Regions from separate parts of the Homo sapiens genome. Here region 1 is linked to region 2. A link is a loop called in an ENCODE intact Hi-C map of the cell type or tissue named here. Cell type or tissue: GM12878. All regions are shown on one strand. Each heading gives the region's core, and the rest is flanking DNA. Links, peaks and the distances in the headings are about the cores only. Region 1 overlaps LOC105371456 (a long non-coding RNA gene). Region 2 overlaps LOC101928202 (SLAM family member 5).

Evidence for each region. Hi-C counts contacts between places; a loop is a spot of excess contacts. Peaks named below come from ENCODE experiments on the same cell type or tissue, not always from the same donor. Only the 100,000 strongest peaks of a DNase experiment are listed, where the experiment ranks them.
Region 1: it touches region 2 in a loop (2.2-fold over the local background); 2 of 110 quality-filtered maps call a loop at or near these places.

What each region holds. Positions count from the first base shown.
Region 1 is chr1:157,247,129-157,252,497 of GRCh38, forward strand. LOC105371456 (a long non-coding RNA gene) reads right to left here. Exons shown (of 4, transcript XR_922183.3): 2 at 5,278-5,369. Among named protein-coding and RNA genes, the nearest start is that of LINC02772, 25 kb to the right of the region's middle. In GM12878, for the core only: no CTCF peak of the experiment used is centred there; a DNase peak (open chromatin) is centred at 2,443.
Region 2 is chr1:157,304,696-157,310,017 of GRCh38, forward strand. The region is part of intron 2 of LOC101928202 (SLAM family member 5); the gene reads right to left. Among named protein-coding and RNA genes, the nearest start is that of LINC02772, 32 kb to the left of the region's middle. RefSeq lists an enhancer at 5,078-5,322. In GM12878, for the core only: no CTCF peak of the experiment used is centred there; a DNase peak (open chromatin) is centred at 3,076.

The DNA of each region.
Region 1 (5,369 bases), core at 1-5,000, 58 kb before region 2:
AGAATTGCTGGGTCATATAGTCATCATCACTCTCTTGCAGTATTGCAGTAGCCTCACAGTCTTCTTGCTTCTATTTTTAGCCTCTTAAGTTTATTCTCAAAATAGCATCTAGAGTAATTCTTAGAAAACTGTAGGTTATATCATATTACTTACTCCTTAGCCCACGGCTATAACCTACATGTAGGTTATATTGTATTACCCTCTCCTTAGCTCATGGCTATAACCTACATGATTCCTTCCATGGCTTCCATTTTACCTGCAAGGCCCTGCACCATCTAACCAGATCTCCCACCTTCTCTGCCTTTATTCCACCCTGCTATTCTTTCAGCAGACAAGGCATGTTTCTGCCTGAGGGCCTTTGCTTCTATCTGGAATTCCCTTTCTCCAGGTATTTGCTTGTCTCATTTCCTGACTTTCTGCAGGTTTTTGTACAAATGTTATCTTAGCGGAGTCTACCCTGACCATCCTATTTAAAACTGCAACCTCCTCCTGGTGCCCTTCTCCCTCCTCCTTGAATGTTCATTCACAGCACTTATTACAGAAATGTGAATCAGGGTGTACTTAGTCTGGATTGTTCACCTAAGACCTGAAACTATAAAAATTCTAGAAGATAACATTGAAAAAACCCTTCTAGACATTGGCTTAGGCAAGGATTTTATGATCAAGAACCCAAAAGCAAATGCAATAAAAACGAAGATAAATAGCTGGGACCTAATTAAACTAAAGAGCTTTTGCATGGCAAAAGGAACAGTCAGCAGAATAAATAGACAACCCAGACAGTGGAAGAAAAATCTTCACAATCTATACATCTGACAAAGGACTACTATCCAGAATCTACAACGAACTCAAAAAAATCAGTAAGAAAAAAACCAAACAAAAACCATCAAAAAGTGGTCTAAGGAAATGAATGAGCAATTCTCAAAAGAAGACATATAAATGGCCAACAAACATATGAAAAAATGCTTAACATCACTAATGATCAGGGAAATGCAAATCAAAACCACAGTGCAATACCACCTTACTCCTGCAAGAATGGCAATAATCGAAAAAAAAAAAAAAACAGTAGATGTTGACATGGATATGGTGAACAGGGAATACTTCTACACTGCTGATGGTAATGTAAACTAGTAGAGCCACTATGGAAAACAGTGTGGAGATGCCTTAAAGATCTAAAAGTAGAATTACCATTTGATCCGGCAATCCCACTACTGGGTATCTACCCAGAGGAAAAGAAGTCATTATTTGAAAAAGATACTTGCACACTCATGTTTATAGCAGCACAATTCACAATTGCAAAATCATGGAACCAACCCAAATGCCCATCAACTAATGAGTGGACAAAGAAACTGTGGTATATATATATGATGGAATAGTACACAGCCATAAAAAGGAATGAATTAACAGCATTTGCAGTGACCTGGATGAGATTGGAGACTATTATTCTAAGTGAAGTAACTCAGGAATGGAAAACCAAACATCGTATGTTCTCACTGATATGTGGGAGCTAAGCTATGAGGACAGAAAGGCATAATAATGATACAATGGACTTTGGGGACTTGGAGGGAAGATTGGAAGGAGGGTGAGGGATAAAAGACTACAAATATGGTTCAGTGTAGACTGCTTGGGTGATGGGTGCACCAAAATCTCACAAATCACCGCTAAAGAACTTACTCATGTAACCAAATACCACTTGTATCCCAATAACTTATGGAAAACAAACAAACAAACATATAAACAAAAAACCCCAAAAACAAATGGGCCAATGAGGACTCAAAGAGTAAGCTATACATCCTAGTATGTAGATACCATTGTTATTCTCAGGAAACTGGAATAGTGATGAGTCAATGAACTCATCCAAGACTCAATTCAGTGATAGAGCTGGGATTCAGACTAAAATCCTGGCTCCTCACCACTACATTATACTGGTTAAATCAATTATAGTCTTTCCACATGATAGTGTACTGTTTAGGTAATAAAAAGGATAAATTACATTCTAATATGTAATTCACATTTTAATATGTAATTATGTAAATGGGAATGTGTCTGTGAAATATTGTGTGCTATGGAGCATCATGTATAGTATTATCCTGGTATTATAAATATATAGTCACATCTGTTTTCTTGGGCATAAAGCAAGTCTAAAAGTTGTGAAACAGTCCACAGTGGCTATTTTCTGGGATCTGTCTCTTTCTCTGTATCATTAGATTGTCTGTAACACTTAGAAAAAAGATCATCTATTAAAATTTTTGGGAAAGGCAGTGACAGGATCATAGTTGTGCTTCAGAAAGATTAAGTCACATGCACGACAACAGGAAGATGATCATCTTGGAAACCAGTGAAAGTGTTTATTCTAACTTTCACTTCCTATTGTGTTGAAATGACCCATTCACAGTCTTTACTGAAATCACTCCAAAACATCTCTGGACCTGTCTAAACAATACCAGCAAAGTGGAAAATGTGGTCTAGCTGATCCAAATGGGAAATCCCCATGAATGGCTCATAAGCCTGGCTGTACATCAGACCACCTGTGGAGCTCTTAAAAACGAATGCCTGGGCCCTGTCCCCAAACTAGGTATCATCTGTAATTTTTTTAAATGTCAAAAGGTAATTCTGACACATAATCAAGATTGAGAAGTGAAAACACTGGCCTATTGGAGTATTTGTGAAATTCAAATGGTCACATTCTTGGCAAGGAGAAGTTTGTCTTCCAAGGTGGTCCTTAGTGTGTCCTCTGTGTATAGAACAGTAAATGTTCTATGAATGAAGGACAGAATGAATGATGAGAGCCCACAGATTGGCATTTCTGTGATGTATTCACCATAACTGAAAGTCTGAGCCTCAGACTGTGAGCCTGATCCCCAGAAGCTGTATCTCATCTATTCTCTAGAATTGACGTAACTTGTAGAAACAAAATCTTGCTAACAAATGTCATAAGACACTGGTTGACAAAACCACATTGCTTATTTATTAATTTACAGTAAGAAGTATACTTGTCAACTGGGTAGAAAGAAATTCTCATTAGCCTGACCAGAATGTCCTGTTCCCAAAGGCAGGCCATATGGGAAACCAAGACATCGACGGGCTACTTGGGGAGTTGTGAGTCAGGGCAGGTGAGCAGATGCAGCTGGTGTTGACTCCATTAGCTTTCTAGAGTCTGAGCTCTCCATTCCGTAGTAGGATTTACCTGCCTGGGGCCTGGAATTCTCCTTCAGCTATCTCTACCATTCACCTTTCTTTATGCTCCATTTCTTACTGATCTCCTACCCTGACCCTGAGATCAATATATTGTTTATTTGGTCATGTTTATCTGTGAGACTGAGTTGTGCCCTGTTGTGTGAGCTGGAATCTCCATACCTATTCTGTGATCAAGTAGGTGGCTTTATATTTACTTTCCAGAAACAAAAAAACCTACACACTTTATCTCCCCTATTTCCAAGTTCTAGCAGAGGTTGTAGAGGGAGGGGACATCCATCAACACGCTGCATCCCACCAACTGAACCGCCAAACTGCACTCGTAAACTGACTCAGTGAGAAAAACTGGACTGGTGAATGGGATTCTGTAGCTCACAATGTTGGAATCTTCACCTAATTTATCACTTAGCCTTTCAGCAAGATCCTTTCATATTTAAGACAGCAAAACGAAAACAACAAAACTCTAGAAAAATGTAATATATAATGTCTGTTCAAGTTAAGAATAATCATGAAATGACAAATTTCTAGGAAAATATATATCACTAAAATTGATTTACCTCACAAAAACAACATAGAAAGTGTAAAACTTATGTAAGTATCCTATTACTGGTGCATTGCTTCAAACCTTTAAAGAATTGGTAGTTTCTGTTCTAACAAATATGTTTTAAAGCTTGTCAGAAGAAGATAGGTTTCTTTGTGTCTTGGAAAACCTGAGATATCCCCAAAAAAATGAAATAAAGTCCCATCAAATTTTCTGGGTCATTGTGCCCAGATTTATGGTCAAACATTATTCTAGATGTTTCTGTGTGGATGTCTGGGGATGAGGTTAGCATTTAAATCAGTGGACTTTGAATAGAACAGATTGCCCTCCGTAATACTGGGAGGTTTCATTCAGTCAAATGAAGCCCTTGATAGAACAAAAGGCTGACAACCCTGAGCAAGAAAACTTCTCTAGGAGTTTGCCTTCTGACTTCATCTGCAACATCACCTCTTCCTGGCTTTCTAGCACACTCTGCCTTTAGACTCAAACTTCCAGTATTTCTTGACTCTCCAGCCTCGTGGCCTCCCACAACATATTTTGAACTCACCAAGCATCCATAATCACATGAGCTAATACATAGAATATGTGTGTGTGTGTGTGTGTGTGTGTGTGTGTGTGTGTGGGTACTATTTGTTCTGTTTCATTGGAAGAAAATTCACTAGGAGTCCAACTTCCTCCTGCACTTCTAGGACCCCTACCAAGTGGTTGTGCCTCTGTGTACACTACACCAGTGACAGGAACCTCACTGTTTCCCAAAGCTTTTATTTATTTATTTTTTATTTTTTGGATGACTCAGACTACAGAAAACTGTCTTTAATATGAGTCAAAACCTTCCTCCCTCTATCTTCTTCTGATACTAGTTTCCAACTGGAGGTTACTCCTTACAAATAAGACTCCTGATTCACTGAATGGCTCTTCAAGTGCTGTTCAGAGCAGAGCAGACATAAGTGCCTGGTATCACCGTTCTTTTCTTGTTTGAAAACCCTGATTTCTCTCCTTCCACATAGTTTCCTGACACGTGTGCCAACTGTGGTTTCTCTGAATCTCCCAACCTTGTATGGTCCTAGGGGCTGTGATATGGTTTGGCTGTGTCCCCTCCCAAATCTCATCTTGAATTGTAGTTCTCATAAACCCCATGTGTCATGGGAGGGACCTGGTTCGAGGTAATTTAATCATAGGGGCAGTTACCCCCATGCTGTTCTCATGATAGTGAGTTCTCATGGAATCTGATGGTTTATAAGGGGATGTCCCCCCTTTGCTTGGCACTTCTCCTTCAAGCCACCCTGTGAAGAAGGTGTCTTTCTTTCCCTTAGTCTTCTACCATGATTGTAAGTTTCCTGAGGCTTTCCAGACATGTGGAACTGTGAGTCAATTAAACCTTTTTTCTTTAAAAATTACCCAGACTAGGGTATTTCTTCATAGCAATGTGAGAATGAACTAATACATGCTGAGAAGGTTGAATGTTTCCTGGAGATGGTGAGCACCAAAACACTGCATTCCCAATCTCCTGGGAAAGAAGTGTCTCCAGAGTTGGGCACACTCACCTTGCTGGCAATTTGTTAAGCTCAACAGACTCTTCCAACATCTAAGGTGACAGTTTTCTGGTGTCTGAAGTTTCTGACCACATACAGAAGAC
Region 2 (5,322 bases), core at 323-5,322:
ATGAGGCACAAGCTCTGGAGTGGGACAATTTGGGTTCAATCCCAGATCCACCATATTTACTGGCTGAGTGATCTTTACCAAGTTGCTAATCTAAGTCTTGAGTTCCCACATATGAACAATAGAGATAATAATTGTAAGTACTCATGGGCTCCTACAAGCACTAAAAATATGATACATTTTTAAAAAGCACTCAACTGTACAGTTGAGTTGTTATAATTGTTACCAGTATTAGGGCCCACCTGCCATGGAATTGCCACAGTACTGTAGCTGGATTTCTCCCAGTGTTTCCCTGTCGGGGAAAGAGGTTGCCCATACCCCATGAACTTGATTCCCAGTTTCTACCTCTCATCGGTTTCTTCAGATACTGAACATCTGATGATTCTCAGGACAACCCTTCAAGGTGGGAGGTTACAGATTATTATCCCCATGCAAAGGCTGGGGAGGTTGCATTTCAGTAACACTAAGAGGCTTTTTAATTTTTTTATTTTAATCAGATTATATATTCATATGGTGCTTTAAAAGGAGGGAGAAATTAAGGAGATTGAAAAAGGAAGTGTCACTCCTGTCTCTGACTCCCATTGCCTGGTTCTGGCTTCCAGAGGCAGGCACTATTATCAGTGTCTTGTGTTACTATGCAGAGATAGTCTATGCACTCAAACACACACATGTGCATCTCCACATACACAACACACTCTATGCGACTGTCCTGCTCTTTGTCTTTTCTCAAAGCAACATTTGTTGGAGCCCACTCTGCATCTGTACACATGGGTGTGTCCCATCTCCTGTCTGCAAACTGTTCCTTGTGGGGCTCTAATCCTCCTCCGCTTCTGATATTTAAGTTGTTGCTTAACACCACAAAGTTGCAATGAATATCCTTATATTTGTGCCTTTACACACATGGATGTGTATATAACAGTGAAAATCATTAGGGTGGATCTAATGAGTCAAAGGCACATGTACTTATACTTTTGATTGATATTATTGTCTCCAAAGAGTGTTCCTATCTACAAGCCTACCAAATATTTAGGTCTGTCACCAATACCTAATGATCAAACTTTTTGAACTCTGTCAAGTTGATAGTGGAAAATATCTCATTATCGTTTTAATGGGCATTTCTTCTATAAACAAGATTCATCATCATCATTTTACATTACTATGTCATTCTTGCTGCCTTTTCTGTGAACTATGAACTGTCTGCTAATGTCTTTTGTCCATCTATACTTGTTTCTTTTCTATTAGTTTATACGAGTTAGACATATTTTAAGAACATTCGCCTTTATTCTAACATACTACAATTTTTAAGTTTGTTTTTCAACTTTACTTACAGACTGTTTGCAATGCCAAAATGTTATTTTCATAAAGTAAAATGTATCCATTTTTATGGCTTACTCTTTTTGTATCTTCCTTCAAAAGGTAACCCCCAATTCAAACAAAGAGGTTTTAATTAAAACCTTTAATTAAAAGGTACCCCCAATTCAAAGAGAGAGTTTTAAATTCTCTCTTGTTTTAAATGCATTTATGGCTTTAAATTTTATATTTACTCTTAGATCCACCCAAAACTTATTTTGGAGTCAGGTGATACAGATGACTGGTGTCACAAAGTGGTGAAAAGATTGAACTTTAGAGTCCATGAAACTTAAGTCCTGATCCTTCATTTTCTGGCTGTGTAAACTTGAACAGTTATTTAACCTCTCTGGCTTTAGCAGTCTCATATGTGATATGAAGAAAAATGAAAATGCTTACCTCATTGGACTCTTCTTTGGGTTTAAATAGAAAAAATTTTTCAGCACAGTATTCAGTAGTTGTCCTATTAATATTAGCTGCTCCCATTATCATGATGAGTATTAGTTGCCCAAGCCCACCTGGAATCAGAACCAGGTGTTCCCAGCTTCCAGGCTGCTATCCTTTCCTCCCCAGCAGCCGCCCCTCTCAGGGGTCCCCTCCTGGGTACAGGGATGGGTTCTAGGGATTTAAACATATCTGAGTTCAATGCCATAAGTGGCTGCAGGGTGTCAAGGTCTAGCCAGGGCCTACTTGGTTACCAGAGCCCTGAGTTTAAAAGGAAGTTCATTGCTCTATGTCCACACATTGTCATCATCAATTACCATGTTACTGAAAAGCTGAGAACATCTTTATAGCAAGGAAAGTGGTAAAGATGTGTTCCCACCCAAATCTCATGTAAAAATATAATCTCCAAAGTCGGAGGAGGGGTCTGGTGTGAGGTGATTGGATCATGGGGATGGATTTCTCATTGCTATTCCCATGATAGTGAGTGAATTCTGACAAGATATAGGTTTTTAAGAGTGTGTAGCACTGCCCCTGCTCTCTCCTCCTTCTCCTGCCATGTAGGACGTGCCTCCTTCCCCTTCACCTTCTGGCATGATTGTAACAGCCATACCTCCTATACAACATGCAGAACTGAAAGTCAATTCAACCTTTTTTCTTTATAAATTACCCAGTATCAGGTAGTTCTTTATAGCAATGAGAGAATGGACTAATGTCCTTCAGCAGGTGGTCTAAGGGCATTGGCCCCTGAGACCCCTCTCAGGAGCAGAGGCGGAGAAGCAGAGGGTCAGGTAGAGGAGGCTGAGAGAGGAAAAGTCCCTTCCTCCCTCAAGAGCTGAGGAAGTGGCCACAGGGACACCCAGAGTTTTCTCTCTGAAGGAGCCCAAAACAGGCTCACCAGCTCTCAGTGCCTATAAAGCCACAGGATAGGACAAGAGAGGATGGGAGAGACAAAGTAGAGGCCTTGATGAAGCCACAGTATCCCAGAACCTCACTGCTGGGAGGGGACTCAGGGGTGATTCTGCCCAAGTCCCTGCTTTAACAGAGGAGGGAGCTCTCTAGGGGGTAGACTTTTCCTGGGTCACACAGGGCAGAGCCACACCTGGAGCCCACTTTCCTCCCCCAGCCCAGGGCCTCCCCTGCAGGACGCTGCCCAAGAGCTCTTCCACCCTCCCCTGCCCTCCCCAGAGCTGAGCTACACTGTTGTCTGAACCCACCAGGACCTGAGCAGCTGCTGAGGTCTCCACCCCAGCTGCCCTTTCCTGAAAAAGGAAGCAGGTACTTTCAGTGGCTTAGCAGAGCAGGGACTTCTGGCTAGCAGAGGGCTAAATAGGCAGCCTGGAAAGACCCCATTTCCTGGATGAGGGAACTGGGAAGAGAGGAGGCTCAGCCCTCAGGCTGCCAGGGAGGATCTGCCCCAGAAAGTGGATGATGAGCATAGCCAGGAGGAAGACGAAGACTCAGAGAGGGAAGGAAGGCAGCAGGAGCTCTTTGATCTGCAGAGATGCTGATCCTGAAGAAGAAAAAACAAGCCAGGGAGCAGGTGGTCATTTACAAGGTGGAGCTAAACATTAATTCAATTTGTATAAAATTTAAGGCCCTGTAAACAACATAAAATGTTGCTCAGTTGTCTGACATAGCCCCCATCAGCACACTCACAAACCAACGATTCATGTTTGATGTCCAAACTGCACTTCTTGGTACCATCTCCATTGTCTCATGTCTCTGTCTGGAGCCCCTAATGCAGAGATGCTTTCTCCTCCAGCTCCCTGCTGGCAGACACGGGGTGGGCATTCAGTAAGTGCTGTTATTATTATGGTCAGGGAGTAGCCAGAAGTCTAGGACCACCCTCATGTGTAGCTTACTGTGTCTCTAGGAAATTATATGTGAGCTGAGCCACCCTCAGTCTCCCTCCTTCCCTTCCACACTTTCCTATCCAAACACATGTCCAGAAAGGGTGTAAGAGTTTAAGAATGATGAGGGGCAAATTCCTCATTTCCACCTTCACCATCACTACTTCACCATCCATCTCTCTCCCTGGGTCAAGGGTGAACTGGAACAGGGACAATGCAGAAACCACAGAAAAAAAATGCATCCAACTGTGGAGCTTCAGGATTCCTCAGAGGATCCAGAGCAATTTCATGGTAATGTTCCTTCCACGGACAGCCTCTGACCAAACTCCACTGCCTGGGGGCTTGTCTCATTCATACCACAGAGGTCAGGCCTAATTGGACAACCAATTTCAATTTCATTCCTTCACAGTGGTTCCCTGAGATAATCACTTTCTTTTTGTGAACACAGATCTCCTTCCCCCAAAATGAGAAATTCTAAGTCCTTCCTTCCTTCTTTTTTCTTTTTTCTTTTCCTTTCTTTCTTTTTCTTTCTCTCTCTCTTTCTTTCTTCTTTCTTCTCTCTAACTCTTCTTCCTTCCTTGCTTCCTTCCTTCCCCTTCCCTCCCTCCCTCTTCCCTCTCTCCCTTTTCTTTCTTTCTCTCTCTCCTTTCTTTCTTTCTTTCTTTCTTTCTTTCTTTCTTTCTTTCTTTCTTTCTTTCTTTCTTTCCTTCCCTCTTCCTTCCTTCCCTCCCTCCCTCTCTTTCTTTCTTTCTCTCTTCCTTTCTTCCTTCCTTCCTTCTCTTTCTTTCTTTCTTTTTCTCTTTATTTTTTTTCTCTCTCTCTTTCTTTCTTTCTTTCTCTTTCTCCTTTCTCCTTCCTCCTTCCTTCCTTCCCTCCCTCCCACCTTCCTTTCTTCCTTCCTTCCTTCCTTCCTTCCTTCCTTCCTTCCTTTCTTTCTTTCTTTCTTTCTTTCTTTCTTTCTCTCTCTCTCTCTCTTTCTTTCTTTAGTAATCCTCCAAATCTAGTGCCTAGTGGAGAAAACTCTACCCAGTTAGACATATTTCCAGGTAAAGAGCATCGTATAAGCAGAGAAAGCCTGCGTTTTGCTGTTGATAGAAAGGAGATCTAACCCCTTTCTATTGCAAAGCTCATTGTTCCTTCAAGACCTCCTGTGTTACAAGTGCTCTGTAATCCATTAGATTTCATATAATTCCCTGTAAGTCCGATTAGTGGCTGGGATATAAAAGCAAAAAATTATAACAAGAACAGCTTTCATCAAAATGCACTAAATCTTATTATTTTCTCATTTTAAAATTTAATTTTATTACACTTACAACCATATAATCGTTCATAAAATAATGATTGTGATATACAGCCTAGATTAGGACAGTCTTTTTTGCAGTTCACTTTTTGCTTAACTTTCTGTATTCTCTACTTTCTCCCTCTCTCTGTGTTTTCTTCCTCAATTTTATGTCCTCTCGTAGCCCATGTTGGCAATCTACTGATTCCTTCCACATTTTTAGCATAGTCTTAGAAACATTTAGATGCTTAAATTTTGGTGACTGTGTTTCCTTTTATGAAGCGAGATTGTATTGTATTCAGTTTCCTGAGTCTTGCTGATGGGAATCTATGCATCTTAATTCATGGAAGTTGAACAGTCCTTCCAGATAACTAGAACATTTGTTTTTGTAACCTCCATAATATG